Linked DNA regions of Homo sapiens: regions 1 and 3 are each linked to region 2. A link is a contact called in ENCODE Hi-C or POLR2A ChIA-PET data. All regions are on one chromosome and are shown on one strand. Each heading gives the region's core, a stretch centred on a gene start or an enhancer-like site at or near the end of the contact. The rest is flanking DNA. Distances are from core to core; before and after follow the strand shown.

Region 1 (3,587 bases), core at 794-3,293, 180 kb before region 2:
TGGTGTCTTTGTGATTGCTCTTTTCTTTCGATTTTTGGTTGTCTTTTTTTTTTTGAAAGAGGGGCTTTTATGCTTTTTTCCTAATGTTCATGGGTAAACCAATGTAAATGTGTGTATGTTTATAGAGATGGCTTTAAATCGCAATTCTGCAGTAGAGATTGATTTTTTAAAAAACATGGGTAAAAATTGAAGAAAAATTTTAAAAGAACATTTAAACCATCTTGGGCTAGGGGTGGATATGCACCACCCCACGGAAGCCAAACAAAATCTCTCTGCAGATAAACATTTGCAAAAAGAATTTCCAATCCCAATTTTTGAGTCAGAGATCTTTTATTTCCTTGCAAATTACATATCTGTTTCAGGATTTTTGACTATAAGAAGAATGAATGAAGATGTGTTTCTTACAGATAACTATGAACAAACCAGGAAGGATAATAACTTGTATCCCCCAATTCGAATCCAGAGGATGGGAAGGCATAAAAAAAAGAAATGGAAGAAACTTTATTTTTAGTGGTAAATGGTGGGACTATGTATTTTACGTATGGTGAAGTCACCAAGCCCAACACTTGGCACTTGTAGGCAAGGTAGTCTTCTAATCTGAATGTGAAGTATTATGTTTTCATTTGCTTGGTAATGAGGAATATTGGTGCTTTCGTCCCAGTTCTCGAGCTGACTGACTTCTCTTTCTGACGTGTGTTCCTTTAGCACACCTCTACACTGCATGGCTCTGAGATGTCCTGTGACTGTTTCATGTGTAAAGTTGCCTCCCCAAAGGACTCACATATTCCTTCAGGGCAGTGAGTACTTCTGATTCATCCTTAGCAGCTACCTTCGCGCTACTTTACTAGATATGTTGTAGTTGAATTAATGAACAAAAGAACAAGCAACTTTGGTGCCTGGTGTGCATCTCAGAGCAGGGTGGAGTGAGCCTGGCCAAAGGGTCATCATGCAACCTCTGTGGCTGACTCCATCTGGCCACGGAGCTTCTCAGCCATGCTTGGTATTCACATGACTTCTAGGGCGACAGCTCAACCAGCAAATAAACAGCTTCATATGGGAAATATTACTCAGCCTTTGTCATCAAGGAGTGAGTCACGGGCCTGAACTGAATAGAAGATAGAGGAGAAAAGGTGTGTGGACTGGGTGAGACAGCGCCCAGCGAGGTGAACTCCCGGCAGCCCTGCCTGTCTTTACCTGCACATCACCTTGCTAGGGTGCCTTCGGTTGTGAGGGCCTGTCTAGGAAGAGAAGAGTTGCACCCTGGCAGGCAGCACTGAGCTGTCTCATGCAAAGCTGAGGAAGAAAGAGTGAGCTGCCCAGTGAGCCTGCTGGGGTGGTGGAGGCTGGGCTGGGCTGTGCAGTCTGCAGCCCCCAGCAGCCCTTGGCACCTTTCTACTGCCTGGTGCTCACCAGCTCTCCAGTAACAAAGAGGGACGTGAAGTCAGAGGGGAAGGGAGGTAGCACAGGGCAGTCTTGACTTTGAACAAAGAGCTGGCTTCCTGAAGTCAGCTGGCCGGGTTTTGAAGCCGATTTTCCAGCAGTGATCTTTGATGCCAACCCCATTTAGGAATTCTGTATCTCCCCCTACCTTCTACCAGATGTCTCTGAGCTCACCTTTGGTGATAATCATGCAATCTCCGTCATCCCCACGTCCACACTGCCCCATTCTGTCCCACCCCGGGTTCTGTGGTGCTGTCGGCTCCCCAGCGAGCCAGGAAGGGAGAGGCCAGCTCTGCTGGGGCTCCTGCCGCCCTGGCTCTGCACTGCCCTTCTCTGGCAGGTCTGAGGCGCCACTGGAGGAGCCACACGGCCCTGAAGCAGCAAGGCAGATGCCCTGGACACAGTGGAGGCACAGAGTGCAAGCACCGGCCTGGCCCACAGACTTTTGGAGGGGAAGTGGTATTATTCAGTTCAAAAGTATGCCTGTGTGTAAAGAGAGAGCCCCTGAACATGAGTAAGCAAAAGTCTCAGCGCAGAGATTAGACAAGTAGAATGCTGGCCCGAGAGGAGGCGTTTACTCACCCTCTGTCTAGGAAGGAAAGCCAGGCCCAGCACGCTCACTGCTATCTATCCTCTCACACAGAGGGATTTTGAATCGAAGCCAGCATCCTGTCCTTTCTCCAATGTCCCCTGCTCAGGAGTCAGGACTCAGCAAGGCCCACCCCAGCCACACACAGATACAGTTCCAGGACTCAGAACTCAGCGAGGCCCACCCCAGCCACATGCAGGTCCAGTTCCAGGATTCAGGACACAGTGAGGCCCACCCGAGCCACATCCAGGTCCAGTTCCAGGACTCAGGATTCAGTGAGGCCCACCCCAGCCACACACAGGTCCAGTTCCAGGACTCAGGACTCAGCGAGGCCCACCCCAGCCACATGCAGGTCCAGTTCCAGGATTCAGGACACAGTGAGGCCCACCCCAGCCATATCCAGGTTCAGTTCCAGGTAAATCATCTGCCTTCCTCCGTCCAAAAGCCTTGTTTCCTGTGTGTCCTTGTGTTTAAAATGGAAACGTTATGAGAAACTGCCTGCCAGGGCAAAGGGTGCTGCCCGGCACACAGTAGGGACTCAAAATGAAACTATTGTATTGAATACATAACAGATCAACGGGTATTGCTTTCTGAAATCTTTTTTAGCCCAATTTTGTTTCTTATAGTCCAATAACAGGTCAAATTCATTTCTGATTTACTAGCCATTCAGTTGCCCATAAAAAATGGAAAGTGATTTAAGATTATTAGTTTAAAAACCAATGAAGGTAAAACAGTTATCATTGAAGGCACATAGGCAGAAATAGATTGCAATAGTTGCTGCCATGTGAAGCCTCAGTGTCATGCTCCATATTTAGAGAGATCTATGATTTCTGAGGCCCTTTCATGTCCATGATCTCAGTACTGCTCACAACTGCCCTGTGAAATTCGCCGAGCTGGCCCCATGTCAATCAGAGTACACTGAGCACTGAGACCCAGCATGTTGAGATAACTGGCTAGAGATCATCCCATAATGGTACCATCACAATCTTCACACTGTAGAAGTTTGATGATGTCACTGGAAGCATATTCCACAGTCCCTTGTGAACTGGCCTTCCTGTGATCAGAAGCATCAGTGAACTCCCAAGAGGGTGGGAACTCCCAAGAGGTATTCTCACTCTACTTAGTGTATATTTTACAAATCACAAGCTTGGCTTTGGATTCTTTTAATGGCTAGAAGGAGAATCATGGGGTTGGAAGTCCACCAGTTTGGGTATTCTGTTCCCTAACTCAAAATAAAGAGATGTTATTTTCAAGTCTTCTGCTTGTTAACTTAATTAGAGATACATGAGTTTGCAGCTGTGCTGGGCATGCCGCAGCTTGGCATGTTTAGTCCAGAAGGCATATTATAATGTACATGGAAGATTGTCAGAAATTCAAAAGGACTTTTTGAGTATCACATGTGTATTTTCAAGTTCCAATATAGATTCACATTCAGTTTGACAGGTATCTTTGGATGCCTATCAGTTAAGAACTATTTATTAGTTGTGGAATAAAATAGGGTAAAATAAGGAACAACTGAGGAAAAAACATAAAATTTGCTTTGTGAATAAAAGTTGTC
Region 2 (3,899 bases), core at 493-2,992:
GATTGGTCCAGAGGCTGGGAGGACAGGGCAGCGTGGAATTCAGCAGGAGGTAGCTGCAAGGAGTGGAGAAGGCAGAAGCTGGGAAATGAGACTGGGCCTGAGATATACTATCGTTGAAGTCTCCAGTGAAAGTGTGGAAGAGGCCTTCACACACACTATTGAAAGGCCACCACACACCCATCCTCTTCTGTTTGAATTTCCCTTCTATGTACTTTTCTTCATTTTTTCTTTAAACTCTTATTTTCTTGAGAGCAATTTCCCTGTACTGTTTTCCCTGATGTTCCCTGGGCCTTAGACTACCTTTTGAGAAAGACATGCACTTAGACTTTATTGCTCAACACTCATGCCCATTGCATCATTGTCTAACCTGCATTTCCCTCTCATCCAAAGGGGCAATGTGGACAAAACGAAGTAAAAAGATCAAATGCCTTGCAGAATTTCAGTGTCAGTGTTGCTCATTCTACCAATCTTTTGATCTTAAAACTGGGTTCAAAAGGAAATAAGCTACTTTGGAGCCAGGTACAGTGGCTCACTCCTGTAATTCCAGCACTGTGGAAGATTGAGGCAGGCAGAGACTTGAGCCCAGGAGTTCGAGACCAGTGTGGGCAACATGGCAAAACCCCGTCTCTATAAAAAATACAAAAATTAGCTGACTGTGGAGGTGCATACAGGCAGTCCCAGGTAGTTGGGAGGCTGAGGCAGGAGAATCACTTGAGCATGGGAGACTGAGGCTTCAGTGATTCATGATTGCACCACTGCACTCCAGCCTGGGTGACAGAGCAAGACCCTGTGTCCGAAAACAAAAAAACAAAGAAAGAAACAAAAAGCTGGTTTGCATAGTTTTTCATCAAATCCAATGCCAAATTCTAGCCACTTCTTGCTTTTCTAAGCACAGACAGGCAATTCATTGCTAAACTATTTTACAAATCTCCCAACTATATTATATAAAATCTATCTCCTCTCTTATCAAGGGAAACACTTGCTCATCTTTGAGCAACTCACATACTCCAAATACCTCTGGTGTTGAAAGCCGTCTGGTCATTAGTATGTTCAGCTGCTCAGTGTCTGAAATTCCTTTGGGTCAGACCTCTAGAGCAACCAGATAATCTCTCAGTGGCGGTCACAGGCTAGCAAGCCTTGGCCGTATCCAGACCATGCCTATCATGGTCTGGCAACCCTGCCAAAGTAACAAAGCAACTTTTACTTTTATATCTTTCCAAAGTAACAAGACAACTTTGAATTTATTGCCAACATTGAACATTGAGGACCTCATATAAAATCAGGATTCCCAGCTGCTCTTGAAAATTTGGAAGTTGTGACCCTGCTGGGCCCACATTCCCTAGAGTGTTGGGTCTCCTGGGCTCAGCAGCTGCTGCCCCTGAGGGAGGCATGCATCTCTCCTGTGTAAGTTTCCACCTGGCTCTCTGGCTTGGTCATATTGGCTTCCTGGCCTCTTTTTGCATGTAGTTTGTGATCCCTGATTGTAGGTTTCATCATTTATCCTGGGCTGTTTCCTCCTGGGAGTTATAACCTTCCTAATCTGAAGCTGAAACTCCCCCAAATGCAAGCTAAACGTGAGTTGACAGTAATGGCTAATGCCTAAATAGCACCTACTGTGTACCAGGCCTGAAACACTAACTCATTTCATCTTCACAACAAGCCTATGCTGTGGGTGCTGGTTACTGCAACAGGCCTGAACCACCAGCTCATTTCCTCCTCACAAGCCCATGCGGTGGGCACTCGTTACCACACTAGGCCTCAACAACCAGCTCATTTCGTTACCACACCAGGCCTGAGCCACCAGCTCATTTCCTCCTCACAAGCCCATGCGGTGGGCGCTCGTTACCACACTAGGCCTCAATAACCAGCTCATTTCATTACTACACTAGGCCTCAACCACCAGCTCATTTCATTACCACACCAGGCCTGAGCCGCCAGCTCATTTCATCCTCACAAGCACATGCAGTGGGCGCTCATTAGCCCCGTTTTACAGGTGAGGACACATGCTCAGAGACTTTAGCCCACTTGTCTGGAGCTGACTGCCTCCACACCTTCTGTGTGATTCACACTGACACAACTGGACATTTCCTACCACGAACATGATATTCACTCTGGTTTTCTGCCTTGACCTCTACATTTTTGGCCCCTGCACATTTGGGCCTCAACCTTCCAGACACGGTTCCTCCAGCTCGGTTAGAGTCCCGTGCTCCTCCTCCCATGCCTTTGGTGCCCACACTAAGTCGGGGCTCAGAAGTCACTCCATCTGTGACTTGGCTGCTCTGCTTTGTGAGCTCAAGAAACCAGGAAGCCTGTTAAACACGCCATCAGGAATGCTGAAGAATTAAGATTGTCCAATAAAAGTCAGTGTCAAAGGAATGGAAAATGAAGTGTGGATGGGAACCGTTATTTCTCAGGAGTCAGGGAGTATCTAAATTTGCTGTCTGAAGTCAGAGCCATAGAAAATCCCCAGCTGCACTCTGGTAGTAGTGGTTTTAGCACCTTTACTTGTCATTACAAATAAATTTGAAACTGAAGGAAAGTGAAGAAACACCTCTCAGAAGAGCATGATGCCTTCGACCTGGTTTGCTAGGACAGGAACTGGACACAGATTCTGAAAATCTCATTCATTCAAGCTGAATAAAATGTAGACGCAAGGACATTTACATAGTCAGCCATTCCTCAAGGATTTACTGAGTGCCTACTGTGTACCAGAAGTGGTATTCGTTAGGTACCACATGTTTCATTCATTTGCTCATAGTCCTTTGAGGCCCTTCTAGGTGGAAGCCCCACAATAGGCTCTGGGGATACAGCCCCTGCCACTGCAGAGCTGATGTTTTCACATAAGATTCAGACTTCCAACAACCAATTACACTACTGGTTAATCACAATTATAGTGCTGCAACTAGGCGTTCCCAGTCAGTCTGGGAAATGCAGAAAGGCCTCCCTGGTGAGAAGGTCTCTGCACTAAAATCTGCAGGAGCTGCAGGAGCAGAGTGAAGGGAGGTAAGGGAAAGTGAGAGCCTGCCAGGCAAAAGGAAGAGGAAGCGCCAAGGACCTATGGAGGGTGGGAGCCAGGGAACCGAAGGAGGCAGTTACCAGCACTCCTGAAGCACAGGCAGCTAGAGAAGAGAGCCACAGGCTGGACAGTGACCTTGGCAGGGGACACACCATGCAAGGCTAGTGAGCCACGTTCAGAATTTTGAGATTTATCTTGAAAGCCCTGGGAAATCATTAGCATTTTAAGCAGAATGGTAATATGGTCAAATTAGCATTTATAAAGGCCCTGTGAAGGAAGGTCAGAGGTGCAGCAAGAATGGACGCAGTGAGTTGGTTACTGGGTGAATTCGCCAGGCAGGCAAGAAGGGGTGTTGCAGAGCCAGGTTTCTCCACAGCCACATCAGTGACATTTGGCATCTCATTGATCTTTGCTGTGAGGGCTGTATTGTGCACGGCAGCATGCTTTGCATCCCTGGCTCTGCCTGCTGGATGCCAATAGCTCCCTCCCCGAGTCATGACACACAAAAATATGTCCACTGGACATTGCCAAATGTCCCTCGTTGGGGGAAATCACCTATAGTTGAGAAGCACCAATTTAAAGTGGGGACAAGGGATGTGAAGAGATATGGACAGATTCACAATGTGTCTTGGAGCTGGAATCAAAAGATATTAGTGACATATTTGAAAAGGGATGGAGGGCATGAGGTCAGGGCTGACTGTAGCTTGAGGTGCTGGGTGGATAACACGGCGACCATTGCTAGAAAATACGAAGGAAGGCAGGATTTGAAGGAAAAGATAATGAGGTCCATCCTAAGTATTTCATTGGAAAGTTGACCTCTCCCTCTCCCTCTCCCCACGGTCTCCCTCTCCCTCTCTTTGCACAGTCTCTCTCTGATGCCGAG
Region 3 (3,715 bases), core at 666-3,165, 250 kb after region 2:
CAATGTATGAAACAGAAAGCTGCTGCACTCACCTAGTGTCCCTAAGGGCAGCCTCTGCTCTCTCCCAGCCACCTGCTGAGCTTCCTCTGAGACCTTCTGAGCCCAGCCTGCCACAAAGGACTGGGTGAGTGCAGGCTACCTAGCAAGGCAGGAGGAGGTGGGAGAGACAGGGGTTCAGCCCAGCAGGACAATGACCCTGACTCATTCCACCAGGTCTCAAGGCCACAGTGAGCCTTGCCAGTTCCTTTCTAAGCCATCCTCCAGTTCGCAAACCTGTTCATCCACTTCTGGATTCCATGAGCCAAAATTCTCATCTTCCAAATTTCCACATTCTATTTATAATAAAGACACATTACTTAGGATAACATGATGGAGTTTCTCAGTCTCTTAATAACCAAAATGCATAACGTGAACCAGCAACAGGAACTCCCTCCACGACAGGCCATGATGGAACCTCAAAGAGAAAAATGCTATGATTATATAAACTTCACACATTGGGGCTTTAAGAACATACTCTGAAGTCTGTGAAAACAAATAAACCTAAAAGCTGTTGGAACCCCCCCCCAAAACACTTCAAGCTTTGAGAGAAATGTGACTGTGATCTGAGTCACATATGGTTACAATTTATGTTTCTCAGATTATAGATAACTCATTTTCTTCTTTTTCTTGCTCTGTACATTGACTAAAGGGAAACCATGTCAGGGTCAAAAGCCTCCCGCCCTCTGAATTAATGACCCTTGTTGTAGATTAACTCCCCCTTCATTGCCCTGCTTCGCTTAGACCAGGTGAAAGAAAACCCAGGACTATTACACCCTCTGTTAAGAAAATGTTAAATATCCCCTCCCCAAAAAGAAACATCACCTAGAGCCAATCAAATTGCTATAACATACACACCAACCTTGTATGAATAATGTTGTAATCCTGCTAAAAACTCCACTGTCTCAGCCCACATAAATGAAGCCTTCACTTCCTACTTCGGAAAACTGACTCCATTTCTTCGGAGTTGGTGTTTCTGGGTGGCCTACCTCACACTTTGTACTTATTTAAATGCTCTTTAAATCATATTCTGACCCCTTTCATTATTTTAGGTTGGCAAGTCAATCTGCTGAGGTTTGAATGCTAGGTCCGACTGCAGAAAATCTTGAGAAAGCCCCAGTCTCCTGAGCCACAGTCCACTCATCTGCAAAATGGACAGGAGGGCAGCACGGAGCCTGGGGCAGGGGTGGGAAGGCTGCACAGATGAAACACCATGTGCTTACTTAAAACAATGCTGCCACACAACAAGCACCTGCTAAGTGCTGGTTATCACATTGCCACCATCATCTGGAGAAATAAAATAAGGTTGGAAAGTTTTAAAAAAATACTCAAACATAAGATGTTTCAAAAAAAAAAAAAGGACTTAAAAAAACCCCATATGCTAGCAAGAAGGCTCTTATGTCTGTTTATATTTCAATCGTTGGCTTGACTTCCAATCTGAAAATTCCGATTCTTCAGGACCCATCTAACACCAACCCCACCCAAAATGAGTGCCCCATTAGAAAATACTGGAATATTGTGGGGATGGGAAAAGGAAGGGGCCAAGTAACTCTGCCCAGCCACAACAGAACAAAACACATACATAAGAAAGACATGCTGGATGCTGACTGATTTGCATTTTGTAAGGAGCTGCTGCAACCTACACACAACCACAAGGGCAGGACCGTCCGCAGAGAATGGCAGAATGGAAGGTGGAGCAAATGAGAGGGTGTGTAGAGCCTCTGAACAACTCAGGCCCGGGGCCTCCAACAGGAGGACTCCTAACCATGCCAGATAATGAACTTCCTCCAAGTCTGCACTACTTGAATTGGGTTTCCTATCACTGAGGGCCAAAGACGTTCTAATCAATATGCGGTTTAGTAAGTACTCTGTGGGGCATTGCAAGTACAGACAGACAAGAAAACCCTTCAACAGAGGGTGGAATGGCGTTGCGTGGGGTTGGGAGGAGGGGAAATTAGGTATTTGTCAAAAAGTACAAAGTTTCAGTTATGCAAATCAGTGAGTCCTAGAGGGCTGCTGTGCCACAGAGGTCCTGCAGTTAACACTACTCTACTGTGTACTTAGAAATCTGCTAAGGGGTAGACCTTATGACACACAATAATAATAATAATAATAACCAGACAGCAGGAGGAAACTTTTAGAGGCTTATGGCATAAATTGTGGAGGTGGTTTCATAGGTGCATGCTTATCTCCAAACTCATCAAGCTGTATACATTAATTATGTTCAGCTTGTTGTATGTCAAAAAAAATTAAATACAAAAGAATGAATTTTAAGAAAAAGAATATCCTTCATATTTTTAATATGTTCCTTAAACTTCCATCAGACAACTAAATGAAAACTCATACAAATAATGTGTTTCTCACCTGCTAACCTGTTCAGGTGTGCACACCTGCAGGGGTGACAGATGATGCTTTAATCGGGGAGAGGACCCTGCCACCCCAGAGACACCCTGCTAATGCCAATTCCAATCATCTCTGCTCAGCCTCCAGAGAGCCCAGGCATCCCTGTCCAGAGGCTACTGTGCTGTGTCAGGTGCTGTAAAGTCTCTTCACTTCCCAGATCCACCCACCCATCCATCCATGTCCAACCCCAGGCTCCTTGCAGACAAAGACCCAAAAGACAGAGTAAAAACTTCAGACTACATACAGCCTCAAACACAGCATGGCTACAGGGTGAACACCAAACCCTGGCATCATTATCATTAGTAAAGCTGACTGACAAAGAGCTATTTTAGTGTTCTGAGCCCTCTTCAGCAATAATAACGCAGAGTTGCTAAAAACCAAAGAAGAAAGCAAAGGAAAGGTCAGTGTTCAAGGTTAGCGACAAGATAGCCTCACTGAAAAGTTTAATACCATCCTGCATTTCCTTCTGAAGACCTAATTATATTAATTTTATTTGTGCCCAAAGCTTTGCAAACAACTTGAGCTATATATAAGTCACTAAGTATCCAGTGGATAGTAACGGTTTTTTAGTCTGCTCCCTCATCATCAGAGGGAGCCTCTGATGGCTTCAATGGGAGCCTGAGCCATCCATCAAAACAAGAACCATACACACAACTGAATTCAGATAAACAGGGTGGAGTTTAAAAAGGTACTGATTCTAGTGGTGACAATCATCACTAAATAAATCCACTTCCACTCTTGGCAGCTTCTCTGAATACATCACTAGGTCATGCTGACACTCAGAAAGGGACCAGAGACTCCTAATTAGGATGCCTACCCTTCCCATCTTATGGAGGAAGGTGAGCACTGCCCATTAGCAAGCCCCTGAGAGCAGCCGCTGACCGTGCCATTGGGCCGACCAACAGGCCACCACAGTGGAAGGACTCTAATGCCTGGCTCAGCTGACCAGGGCCCAGATGTCGTGATTTTGAAGTCCAGCTCCTTTTCTGCCAGGAAGTGATAAAAGCATCAATTGTATCAAGTAACCTGTGATCTCAATTTGTCCAAGGCTCTCATTATGAGAGAAAGCCTTCTCCCTATCTGCGATTTAACTTCTCATGCAATTCAGAAAGTCAGAGATGAATCTCAGCTTCCACTGGGGTGACTAGCTATTAATAAAACCAATACATATTTTTCCTGAGTCATTCCACCAAGAACTCAAAGCATAAAACAGACCTACAACCTATGTTAATGACTCCATCCCAACCCAGGGCACATGCAGTGGAACCGGCAAGTT

Evidence for each region. A loop is a pair of places that touch in the nucleus more often than their neighbours do. ChIA-PET counts read pairs that join two places held with the same protein, here RNA polymerase II (POLR2A). Pooled maps may share reads with other maps.
Region 1: a loop to region 2 is called in a pooled map, with 11 times the contacts of the local background. The contact joins two enhancer-like sites. A Hi-C loop is called at or near these places in 3 of 37 single-sample maps with no recorded cell type and 7 of 50 pooled maps. POLR2A ChIA-PET finds 5 or more read pairs at or near these places in 3 of 52 experiments (activated CD4-positive, alpha-beta T cell, activated CD4-positive, alpha-beta memory T cell and activated T-cell).
Region 3: a pooled map shows a loop between it and region 2 (8-fold over the local background). The contact joins two enhancer-like sites. A Hi-C loop is called at or near these places in 3 of 37 single-sample maps with no recorded cell type and 9 of 50 pooled maps. POLR2A ChIA-PET finds 5 or more read pairs at or near these places in 1 of 52 experiments (activated CD4-positive, alpha-beta memory T cell).

Annotation. Positions count from the first base shown.
Region 1 is chr7:55,131,986-55,135,572 of GRCh38, forward strand. The region is part of intron 1 of EGFR (epidermal growth factor receptor); the gene reads left to right. Among named protein-coding and RNA genes, the nearest start is that of EGFR-AS1, 55 kb to the right of the region's middle. RefSeq lists enhancers at 1-141, 655-1,854, 795-1,794. Within about 2 kb of position 2,044, at least 24 of the 41 ENCODE cell types and tissues checked have a DNase peak (open chromatin) inside an H3K27ac peak, as active enhancers do.
Region 2 is chr7:55,307,374-55,311,272 of GRCh38, forward strand. No RefSeq gene overlaps it. Among named protein-coding and RNA genes, the nearest start is that of ELDR, 54 kb to the left of the region's middle. RefSeq lists a silencer at 3,424-3,608. Within about 2 kb of position 1,743, at least 4 of the 41 ENCODE cell types and tissues checked have a DNase peak (open chromatin) inside an H3K27ac peak, as active enhancers do.
Region 3 is chr7:55,556,081-55,559,795 of GRCh38, forward strand. All of the region lies in intron 1 of VOPP1 (VOPP1 WW domain binding protein), which reads right to left. Among named protein-coding and RNA genes, the nearest start is that of VOPP1, 15 kb to the right of the region's middle. Within about 2 kb of position 1,916, at least 3 of the 41 ENCODE cell types and tissues checked have a DNase peak (open chromatin) inside an H3K27ac peak, as active enhancers do.